Regions from separate parts of the Homo sapiens genome. Here all the other regions are linked to region 3. The links are chromatin contacts, found by Hi-C or POLR2A ChIA-PET in ENCODE. All regions are on one chromosome and are shown on one strand. Each heading gives the region's core, a stretch centred on a gene start or an enhancer-like site at or near the end of the contact. The rest is flanking DNA. Distances are from core to core; before and after follow the strand shown. Region 1 holds the start of RABIF (RAB interacting factor). Region 2 holds the start of LINC01353 (long intergenic non-protein coding RNA 1353). Region 3 holds the start of PPP1R12B (protein phosphatase 1 regulatory subunit 12B). Region 4 holds the start of CSRP1-AS1 (CSRP1 antisense RNA 1).

Region 1 (2,700 bases), core at 18-2,517, 540 kb before region 3:
TTTCATGTGCTCACATACATACACAGAGATACCCCTAATTTGGTGGTTCATCTTATTTTTTTAAGCTCCCATAACTGGCAACCAGCTACTTAGTTATCTAACCTGGGAAAACCAGCAGTTGCTTTGTGTCACCCCCATCACAATACAGACATCCAGCTAGTTTCTAAGTTCTGTACAATTTTAATTGTTTCAAGTCCATTCCCATATCTTTGTTCCCTCTGCTAGCTTCAGGGCCTTTCTGAGCTAGACTGATGAGGTAATAGCTACCTGATACCTTACCTCTACTCTTTTTCCTCTCTTCAATCTAGCCCCTCTATTTATTCATAGGTTATCTTTCTGAAGCACAGATAGGATCATTACAGTGCTTAACATACAGCAGACAGTAAATATCGAACAGTTATTTCTGGCCTAAAATTCCACAGATTCCCATTGTTCATGTTATTAATGTTAAATTCCTTAGCATGACATTAAAGCCATGGAGCTCTGGGCCCACTCTGCCTTACCTACCTCTACTACCACTTCTCCCCACGTGTAATGTGGGTCAGCCACAGTGGTCTACTAACCATTCCTAAATTTGTTCTCACCCTTGTTCATATATAATACTGTTCTGTCTGAAATAATCTTGCTTTCCTGACAATCCTAGTTAATTAAGAGCAGTGGCTTTAGAGTTGTGCTGCAACCTTTCTGATCTTTACCTTTCTCATTTTGTGCACAAGCGTGCCGACCCCGTAAGGAAACTGATGATTTAGTAAGTTTCTAAAGGCGCTTTGACACATTTTGCCGCATAGTAAATGGTCACAATGAGTAGAAGAGACCAGCAATTAAAGTTTCCACGCATCTTTTTCCAATACCGAAAAGATACATGCCCCTCTAAGTAGTTTCCTATAGAAGAAGCTAATGTGGCTAAAACTTGATGGGAAGTCCGACCCAGATTCCCTTCATATTGCCCCCAATAATGTCCCCATTTATTCAGGAGACTAAATTCAGATCCCAGAAAACTAAACAGTAAGGTCAACCTAATGATTTGTCTAGGTTTTAAGTGAAGCCCAGTGGCCAGGTGGGTATGGAGATGTGTCACTGGTGCCAAGAAGTGTCCCTGTCACAAAGCCTGCCGACACCTAGCCACTTAGGTTAGGCAATGAATGAAGGCGCTTGCGCAGTAGAGTCCAGAGCGGGGAAGCGGGCGCCTGCGCAGAGACATAGTGACCGTCCGCTCGCCGCCCCGCCTCTGCCAAGCCGCGCCAGCGCAGTGAATAACGAGCCAGCAGAGACAGCGTCTGCGCAGCCGTGGCTGAGGAGCCTGTGGCGGCAGCGGCGATGGAACCAGCGGAGCAGCCGAGCGAGTTAGTGTCAGCCGAGGGCCGAAACCGGAAGGCGGTGCTGTGCCAGCGTTGCGGCTCCCGGGTGCTGCAGCCAGGGACCGCTCTCTTCTCTCGCCGACAGGTAGGGAGGCAGGTTGGAGGCCGTTTACACCCACAGTCTCCCCCGACGAGCCGCCGCAGTCAGAATCTGAACCCCGGCTCTTCAATTTCCGGCAACCGCGCCCTCCTCGCGCGGCCTTAAGCCCCGCCCCTCGGGCCTCAGCTCGGCGAGGCTCCGCCCCTGGGGCCGCTGAAGGCTAGGGAGGGAACCGGGTCCCGCCCCGGCATCTTTTGCCGCGGGAACCCTTCCCTGGGCCACCCGGCCCAGCCAGCCCGGCCCTCTGCCCCCGGGGGGGCTTCGAGCGCGGGCCGTGCGCCCCGCCGCCGTCCAAGGCCGGTGCTCCGCGGGCGCGTGGAAGGGAGGCGCCCCATTCCGGCTCTCGGAGCTCCCGCCAGCTTGCAGGACCCGGCAGGTGCCTCTCGGCCGCCGCTCACCGCGGGTGTTGCTGGGTTCCTTTCCCACTTTAGACCTCACCCGCCAGTCCTGAATTCACCGTCTCATTTATGACGGGCACCTATCTGCTCCACAGAGGATCCCCAGGAACAACTGGTGTTGGGGACGCGGCAAAATAACCCTGGTAACCTACCCACTTTACCGAGGCACTGGAAGCCTGTGGTTTTCCAGATGAATCATATTTCAAGTGCAGTAGATCCCTGACGTCCTGGAAGTAAATTTCGAAGAAAAACTTTTTTTTTCCCTTCAGTTTAGGGATTTTAATACCCTTCCTACCACCATCATCGCAAGTGAGAAAGTTGAAAAAAAAATTTATTTCGGTAAACTGTGTTGAAGTGCAAATATAATGTCATTTCAACCATAGACACATCCTATCATTCAAAATTATTTCTAAAAATATGCAGATCATTTTATTATTTCACGTGCTTGAACAGATGGTGAAGTGTAATGTCTAGTAGAAGAGCAAGAGGTACCCATTCGTCCAAAACAGCCTTTCATCAAAGGAGGAAAAAAGGGAATCTGTGTCTGTTGTTTTGTAGGTATTTTGATGACTTTTGATCTAGAGATTGGTGGAGGTCCCGGGGTTCTTTTAAGACTTCAAGGTTTAGGAGTAGAGTTCTCAATTAATTTTACGAAGTTAGTGGCATTATGGAGTCAGTGGAAAGAACATGGATCTTGGAATTGAAACATACATGGAATTGAGTCCTGACTATCATTCATTAACATTAAAACAGTTAGGCTGGGCGCGGTGGCTCATGCCTGTAATCCCAGCACTTTGGGAGGCCGAGGCGGGCGGAACACCTGAGGTCAGGAGTGTGAGACCAG
Region 2 (2,700 bases), core at 122-2,621, 940 kb before region 3:
TCCCGACCTCAGCCTGGCCTGGAAGAAAGTGCAATGAGTGTGGAAGCACAAGACCGATGCTTCCACCCCAGCTTTGCCCTGCCCTGGGCCATTCCACCCTTCTGAGCCTCCATTTCCTTATCACTGAAATGGGGAGAATACTTTCTGGCTGGCTTCGTTTATTGTGAGAGTCAAGAGAATAAACGTTTGTGAAAATACTTTGAAAACAGCCCCCACCTATCAGTTCTCCACCAGGTGAATTCTCCCCTCTCATCCTCGGCACCAGCTCCTACCCCATTCCTCCCCTTCGAGTCTCTCTCTGTAGATTTTCATGGCTTTGGGCATTTTGTTCACAGCTCTGTTGACATTCCCTTGACCTCAGAATTCTGGAGGTGCCTTAATTCCGACTTCCCCTATAGACGCCTCCTCAGGGCAGGAAATATGCCTTATTCATTCATCCTGTGATTCCAGTGCCAGGCCCAGGAAGGGCACATAGTAGGAGCTCAGTCAGCGCTGATTCCCTTTCTTCTACCAGCAAATCCCAGGGATGGAGGCCTGAAAAAGAACCCAGTAGAATTTAGGGGAGCAGACTCTGTCCTCCAAGAGAGAGGGGTTGGGGAAGAAGGGAGACAGGAGGAAAGGAGGGGAGTGGCCCTTTGCTATGCAGGCCAAAGGATGCCCGCTGTCACCACACACAGGCGCAAGGTAATACCAGTCTCCATAGGGTGACATGGTGCTGACTGGTTTTACTCAGCGATCCCAAGGCTGGGAGAACCTCTGAGAGCCTCAGCAGAGGGCCAAGCCACTCTTCCTGGTAGGAAAGCAGACATTCTGCCTAAAAGGGAAGTCCTTGGGTAACAAGTTCCACTTCATCACAGCCAGGGCACTAACCTAAAACCCTACCCTCTCCTCCTCCCCCACCGCACAGGCAAACCATTTCCTCTTCTGCTGAGCTCATGGAAACAAAGAACAGCTGTCCTCTCATTGATTGGTTTAAAAATAAGAGACTCTTGCTTTACCTCCCCAACCCCCCACCCAGACCTCTGATGACCAAACATCTCAGCACAGTCCCCCTCAGGCCTCCACCCACTCCCCTGGGGACAGAGGGGCAGCCCCTGGGCCGCCCACAGGCTCCCTCCTCCTCCCTGTGGGGACCAGCCTCTGCCTGCCACTGAGCCACACCCGTCTACCTTCGGTGGGGTGACTGCAGCTGCCCAGCCACTGGCTCTTACCAGTGTGGCCTTGGCATTCACACTTTGGCCACCATAATTTTGTCTCTGCAGTGGGCCTTGCACAAGGCTGGGAGGAAACAGCCTCTGTAGAAATCAAGGTTTCCTGCTCTGTGAGGGCTGATGCGGTGCCATGGAGATACTTCCTGTGACTTTGCCAGGCAAACTGGAGGCCAGGGGAAAGATCGGGAGTGTGAAGTCCTGACTTCTCAGCTACTCAGAAACCCCTCTAAGCCTCGATGTTTTCATCTGAAAAATGACAGTGGCAAACTGCTTATAGAGGGACTGTCAGGATCAAACGAGATATGGTTATGAAGGCGCATTGAAAACGGTGCCACCATGGACACACGAGTTGCTATTTCTGCCTGCCACCTCCACAGACCCCAGTTCACCACCAGCTGCAATCTCTACAAGTGGCCCTGCCTTCCTGAAAACCCCAAACCAAGACTTGCCTCCCTGGGCATCTGAGTCCACCCCATCCTCTCTCCTCGGGCTTACTTACTCAACCTACACCACAGGGAAATGCACCAGTTGCTTAAGAGGTGTGGAAAGTTTCCTCCAGTTTTTTCCATGGTTTGTGTGCTTGTCTTACCTGTCCCGCCTCCTTCCTAGCACCGTGGGAGTATAAGCTGGCTCCTCTGCAATGGATCCGTGGCCAGTACCTCTGTTCCCTCACAGCACAGGATAACAATAAGTGTGCCAAATGGAAGTGTGCGTGTGGGAGAGGGCACACAGCCAGATGGCTCCTTGGGGCAAAGCCTTATTTCTACCACATAGGACTTTGTAGACAATCACTCTCTGGCTATAGAGGGGTTTTGTGCTCATTTTCTGTTGTGAATCAAGCTAATTTTGGATTCACTGGGATACAATAGTGAACTGAAAGGCAGCTGCCTGCAGGAGGAGCTCAGAGAACCAAGCAGAGCCAAGCCCTGGGAAGCCTTTTAGAGGAAGATTTGCAGAGAAGGAGTGTGACAGTCATAAGTGTCCCACGCTCTCAGTCCTCAGCAGGCTGTCCCTCCCAGTCCCAGGTTCACCTTGCAGAGGTGTGGTGGAGAACAAGCGTGCCCAGCAGCTTCCCGTCTGAAAGCCAACTGGCACAGCCCACCTCCAGTGGGCCACCCATGTTTCTGGGGCCAATGAGCCTCTGAGCTGGGAGGTCCTGGCCAAAGAAATGCCCTCCTGCCTCAGAGAACAGAAAGTTCCAGAAGATCCAGGGTAGCTTTATTCCTGACTTAGCAAGCAGACCTAGAAGTGGGATGGAGAAGGGCTTTTGAATCTCCCTCCAAAGGTCCAGAGAAATCTCCTTGGAAATTTGATTGATTATTGATTATTGTAACAAGAGTTTCTCCTCCCCCAGGAAGCTCACCAGAGTGGTCTTCTTCTAATAGAGGCGGAACTGTGTGATGGGTGGTCGGAGGTTCCGGCTGCTGTGCCAGACCGCTTGGGTTCAAATCTTATCTTTAACAGTTACCTAATATTCGCTGTGCTTCAG
Region 3 (2,700 bases), core at 93-2,592:
AGAGTGGGTGTCCGGCTCTCAGCTCACCAAAATAACTGATGAAGTTCCATTTGAGGAGAGAGGGGTAGTTAGTCATGGCAGTCAGTAGACAGAGAATATTGCTGCATTAGGTGACAGAAGTAAAGGTGTCGTTACCAAGCACAGATTATCCACAATCCATATAGTATAGCTATACATGGGGCATGGGATTTCTATAGAGCACTTTAGAAAAAAAAATAGAAAAATAGAAAAGCTATTCCATAAGTATCAAACAGAGGTAATTCAGTAACTTAGTTCTCCATAGGAAGCTCTCAGGGAGGTAGCACTGCTGAGAAGGAAGTTAAGATACCTAAAACAACGAGGTCCAGCGTGTTCTAGGAGCTGTAGCCTAGAGGCAACACAAACTGTTTTGAAGTACTACAAATCAACAAAACAAGAGGTGTGGTTTCAGACCTGCTTGTCTTTACCCAGTAAAGGGCTTTACTCTTTAAGTGATATAAGATATTCTATAACGGGGACACACAACAACTGAATTTTCTGAAAGGGCATCAAACAAATGACACTGTGCCTATGAGTGACGCGGTGTGCAGGCACGCCAACCAGACATAAGTGAAGATAACTAATCTACAGGGATAAGACCAGGGACAAAAATCACCAGTAACCATGACAACACAAGTAGGTGGAGGGAAATACAAACACTGACCAAGCAGCGGGGTGACGCTATTCCTAAGACCCTGGGGTCAGAAAAAGACTTGATTAGTGGAGGAAGCTGGCCAAGAATGAAACCGATTAGCCCAAAAGGGCAGTGTCCATGCAGAAGGAGTCGGCGGCAACACTGATACTCCCCATGGGGTGGCTCGCAGGGTCAAAGGCTCATCTGTAGGAGACTGGACGCCTCTAAGACCAAGAAAGGAGTTACCTGGTGCAGGGCTGTCAAGCCGTCCACGTTGACCGTGTTGATATCAGCACCTCTTGCCAGAAGCTTTCTCACCTCGTCGGTGTCCCCGCTAGAGCAGGCGGCCAGAAAGACAGCACCGTCCTCGAAGCGGACCCTGGGGCTCCCGCGCCTGGTCAGCGGCTGCCGCCCCGCGCCTCGTCGCTCCGCAGGCTCCTGCTCTGTCAGCGAGCCCCGCCAGCGCCGAAGCTGCTCTGCCCGCCGCATTCGCGCCGACTCTGCCCGCTTCCCTCCTAGGTGCTCCAGTTCCGCCATTGCTCCGGCCTCGGCAGCTGCTGCCAAAACTACCAACACTAAATTACTGTTGGGGCTCGAGTTGCCGCTGCCGCCTCTCTCAGAGCGCTTCAGCCCGGAGCAGAGGGCGGAGACCCTCGCGCCGCCATCTTTACTCCTCCCGCCAGTAGTACCGCCCGCACGCTCCCTCGGCTTCAATACGCAGGCGCTGCCCGGCCTCGGGTCATCACGGGACTCGTAGTAAGAGGCCTGCCCTAAGTGCACTTGGTGGCCGTAAGGGAACTACAAATCCCTGGATGCATCAGAAAAAAGGCGAGGACCGGCGGCTCTCTCTTTCGCCACGGGACCCAGTGGGGTCACCTTTGCCCTAAAGCTGGAACTGTCTCCTGGACTGGCGTCAGCCTCTTCCTCTGGGCATTTTGGGAGTTGTAGTTTATTCTTGTTATGACTAGTAACTAATCTTATCTCCCTAATTATCACATCAATTCTTTGGAGTGGAAAAAAGGCGGTAATTATTCCTGTTTTCTGGAGGAGAGAACTAAACATTAAGTACCTAAACGACTGGATTCTATATCCTAGTTCTAAGTCTAGGGTTTTATTAACATGTGTATTAATCACGGTAAATGTGAATGAGCGTGGGGAAGAGGAGCATACATACAGATACAGTATTACATGTTTTACATAAATACTGTCAACTTACTCCAGGCCCAGAAAAGATCTTGAAAATGATGCATTCAGATGTAGTGAAAAGAGTTTAAGCTGTGAATTTAAATTGAATTCACAGCCGCAGACAAATTACTTGACTTCTCTTAGCCAGTTTTCTTATGTGTAAAATGGGAATAACATCTCACAGGGTAGTCATGTGGATCAAATGAAATAATACATGCAAGGATGCCTAATACTATCTTTGGCACATATTGGATCCCAATAAATAATTTCTCTTCCTTCTCCCTCCTCCTCCTCCTCTACTCTTTTCATATACCTTAAATTTTTACAAGACAGAATAGATGTCTTCCATGATTTTTATTTCTTTTCTTTTGAGACAGAGTCTCACTCTGTCACCCAGGCTGAGTGCAATGGCGCAATCACGGCTCACTGCAGACTCAACCTCCTGGGCTCAAGCGATCCTCCCACCTCAGTCTCCCCAGTAGCTAGGACTACAGGTGCCCACCACCACACCCACTATTTTTTTATTTTTTTGTAGAGACAAGGTCTCACCATGTTGCCCAGGCTGGTCTGGAACTCTTAGACACAAGCGATCCTCCTGCCTCAGCCTCCCAAAGTGTTGGTATTACAGCCCTGAGCCACTGTACCTGTCCCATGATTTTTTTTTTCAAAGCTAGAGAAAGATACTATCAAGCATACTAAATCATACTAAATTCCTAAGGTAGCAAATAGAACATTTTTATATTCACCAAGACTGGGTTATAAAACATGTATCTGTCCGATTGTTTTGTTTTGTTTTGTTTTGTTTGAGACAGGGTCTCGCTCTGTCACCCAGGCTGGAGGGCAGTGGCATGGTCGTGGATCAC
Region 4 (2,700 bases), core at 72-2,571, 840 kb after region 3:
TATGGTAGAAAGCAAGAAAAACCTAGATAAACACTTTTTTTTTTGAGAAACACTCTTGCTCTGTCGCCCAGGCTGGAGTGCAGTGGTGCAATCTTGGCTCACTGCAACCTCTGCCTCCTGAGTTCAAGTGATCCTTCCACCTCAGCCTCTCGAGTAGCTTGGATTACAGGCACACACCACCACGCCTGGCTAATTTTTTTAATTTTTTTGTAGAAACAGGGTTTCACCAGGTCTCGAACTCCTGGGTTTAAGCAATCTGCCTGCCTCGGCCTCCCAAAGTGTTGGGATTACAGGCGTGAGCCACAGTGCCTGGCCAAATACTTCATTTTCTAGATCATAAGATGCTTAACTTTATTCCTGGCAAAAAGTTGATTCAGCAAACCAGGGCTTTAAGTGAAGCCGGTTGGGGCCTGAACCCTTGACACCTGCCCAGGGTGGAAGACATAGCAGCTGCATCTATGGGCCACCTGGGGTGTAGGGTGACCAGCTGGAGGCTGTGAGCTTCTCTGCTCCCTGAAATGCCTGCACGGGGCACTCAGGAAGGGCTGGGGACTGGGTGAGGAGGTGTGGACAGAATGTCCCCTGGAAACTGCCCCAGGGGCAGCTTGAGTGGCCTGAGCCTGTGTCTGTCCTACTGAAGGTTGGAGCCCCAGAGAAAAGCCTCTATGGAGGCACCCACTTTTCAGAACTGCTGCTTTTGCGGGAGAACACCTTTTTCCAGGTGTTGTCCTTAGGGTAGCAGGGAAGACTGGGAAAAACTGAGGGGCAAGAGCTGTTGGAGGGGGGAGTTACATTTATTGAGTGTCTATTACATGCCGGGTGCTGCTGAAGGTCTGCGGGTCCTACCGGATCTCCTTTTAGCCCCTCACATCCCTGTAGATTACACGCCGTTCACAGATGACCCTGAACCCAGAAGGGCTGTCTAGGCCCAGGGCCCAGCTAGTGAGTGGATGGGCAGAATCAGACCTGCCCTGGAAGGGTCTGTCTTACCCTGGCGCCCAAAATGTGTCCCTCACCCTCTGCCACCAGGACAAGTAAATTCGAGACACCCTTTCGTTAGGGGCTCAAGTTTATCATGGGTCTGACCTCTAAGGTCATATCTCCGCCTTCTCACCTGACAGACAGGAAACTCCTGAAATGCCCCTCGCACGTGCAAGACGTTTTCCGCGGTGGCGGCGACAGGGCGCACAGTGGGACCGCAGCACGAGCTCGGAGCACCCCCAGAGTCGGCGACTCCTGCCCCCGCCCCTGCCGGCCGGCCTTCCCGGGGCCTAGGAGGGCAGCACCGCCGGGCTTCGCGCCATGACATCAGCCCTGGAGTGGTGCAGTGTGCAAAGCCCACTGGTTGGCGTGGCCCGGGACACGCCTTCCGCGGAGCGGAACAAAACGGCGCGCAGGCCGGGCGCACCCAGCCGCCACTTCCGAGAGCGCCTGCCGCCCCTGCGCCGCCGAGCCAGCTGCCAGGTGAGTGCGCCCTGAGTCGCGCGGCTCTGCCCGCCGCGGAGGGGCGCCTGGGCACGCACTCAGCGCCTCCCGGTCTTGCCAGCCCCGCCGCAGCCCCGGGGCTGTCGCAGGCGGGGAACTGTGAGAAGTGACCGCAGTTAGCCCGGGCAGTGCTGCTCTTTTCTGGAGGCACTAGGTCCGTCCCCATCCCGGGCCTTCCTGGGCTTCCTGGACACAGTTGACTTCCGCGTGTGCGTGACCCAGGGCGACCCGGCTCCCCGCAACCGCCTGCAAGTCGGGCAGAACAATCGGCGATTCTGCGCGCCACTGACGCTCATTGTATGGCAGAGAGATGAGGGCATCCGTGCCACCCCCTCCCTCACCCTCCTGCTGGGGAGAAAATGCCCGCGGGCGGGGTGGGGCAAACATCTGGGCCTGACCTTGGACATCTGTGTCCCTGAGCGCAGGTGTGAGTTTTCCCTCTTGTGAAATAACTGCATGGAAACCTCTCCACTCCAAATCTTGGTGCTAGGTGGTGATGGTTACTGAAACCTGAAAGAGCCTGCAGTCAGTGTTTTGTGGCCTCAGTCCTTGAAAGCTGGGAAGTGATAAAGGGGCTGGTATTGAGCACATTTAAAGCAAATCACAATGTGTTAGCTAACAATCAGCCCTCTGAGGCAGGTATTGTATCTACTGGTACAGACTAGAGAATATTTTGCATGCTTCTGGTTCTGGTGCTGTTGTGAACTAACCAGGACCCAGGAATCGGCTGGAGCAATAGTGGGCTCAGGCTCTGCCTAGAGCCCTGGGCTCCAGCCACCCACCAGCTGCTCCCTGAGAGTGAATGAATGGGCAGGCTCTCCCCACGCTGGGATACTATCACAGTGGCACCGAGGAAATCCACTGGGCCCTGGTAGAAAGTATATCAGTATATCATGAAGAGGTGGCTTGGAGTCTTGGTGGGATTGTTTGGAAGGCAGAGTTTTGACTCTTGGATTTGCCACTTAACGCGCAGGTTTCCTTGGACAAACTATTTAACTTCTCAATGTCTCAGTTTCTTTCAGGGATGCTACTTGGGGAGCATATTACACAGAACCTCCAACACAGGAGTGATCTCTCAGTTACTGTCTTTCTTGTCCTCCCCTCATCCCTTGCCTTCCTCCCAGAAGCTAAGGAGGCTGGAGGTGCTGGTTGTCTCCCTCTGTCCTCTCAGACTGCATGTTGGGGATTTTCCCCAGGTGGGATTTGGGGATGGGT

The links. A loop is a pair of places that touch in the nucleus more often than their neighbours do. ChIA-PET counts read pairs that join two places held with the same protein, here RNA polymerase II (POLR2A). Pooled maps may share reads with other maps.
Region 1: a map of CD8-positive, alpha-beta T cell shows a loop between it and region 3 (31-fold over the local background). The contact joins the promoter of RABIF here to the promoter of PPP1R12B in region 3. A Hi-C loop is called at or near these places in 7 of 168 maps with a recorded cell type or tissue (CD14-positive monocyte, CD4-positive, alpha-beta T cell, CD4-positive, alpha-beta memory T cell and 2 more), 10 of 37 single-sample maps with no recorded cell type and 18 of 50 pooled maps. POLR2A ChIA-PET finds 5 or more read pairs at or near these places in 5 of 52 experiments (B cell, CD8-positive, alpha-beta T cell, GM12878 and 2 more).
Region 2: a loop to region 3 is called in a map with no recorded cell type, with 9 times the contacts of the local background. The contact joins the promoter of LINC01353 here to the promoter of PPP1R12B in region 3. A Hi-C loop is called at or near these places in 1 of 37 single-sample maps with no recorded cell type and 8 of 50 pooled maps. POLR2A ChIA-PET finds 5 or more read pairs at or near these places in 1 of 52 experiments (activated CD4-positive, alpha-beta T cell).
Region 4: a loop to region 3 is called in a map of CD8-positive, alpha-beta T cell, with 9 times the contacts of the local background. The contact joins the promoter of CSRP1-AS1 here to the promoter of PPP1R12B in region 3. A Hi-C loop is called at or near these places in 1 of 168 maps with a recorded cell type or tissue (CD8-positive, alpha-beta T cell) and 8 of 50 pooled maps. POLR2A ChIA-PET finds 5 or more read pairs at or near these places in 1 of 52 experiments (CD4-positive, alpha-beta T cell).

What each region holds. Positions count from the first base shown.
Region 1 is chr1:202,887,716-202,890,415 of GRCh38, reverse strand. RABIF (RAB interacting factor) reads left to right here and starts at 1,267. Exons shown (of 2, transcript NM_002871.5): 1 at 1,267-1,443. The coding sequence starts at 1,318. RefSeq lists an enhancer at 1,232-1,501 and a silencer at 1,572-1,861.
Region 2 is chr1:203,285,823-203,288,522 of GRCh38, reverse strand. It overlaps LINC01353 (long intergenic non-protein coding RNA 1353), which reads right to left and starts at 1,371. Exons shown (of 3, transcript NR_117097.1): 1 at 1,212-1,371; 2 at 217-534; 3 at 1-18. RefSeq lists an enhancer at 366-1,565.
Region 3 is chr1:202,347,341-202,350,040 of GRCh38, reverse strand. It overlaps PPP1R12B (protein phosphatase 1 regulatory subunit 12B), which reads right to left and starts at 1,342. Exons shown (of 24, transcript NM_002481.4): 1 at 899-1,342. The coding sequence starts at 1,189. RefSeq lists enhancers at 1,074-1,383, 1,055-1,595.
Region 4 is chr1:201,505,834-201,508,533 of GRCh38, reverse strand. It overlaps CSRP1-AS1 (CSRP1 antisense RNA 1), which reads right to left and starts at 1,321. Exons shown (of 2, transcript NR_160747.1): 1 at 1,115-1,321. It overlaps CSRP1 (cysteine and glycine rich protein 1), which reads left to right and starts at 1,411. Exons shown (of 6, transcript NM_004078.3): 1 at 1,411-1,464. RefSeq lists a silencer at 1,080-1,709.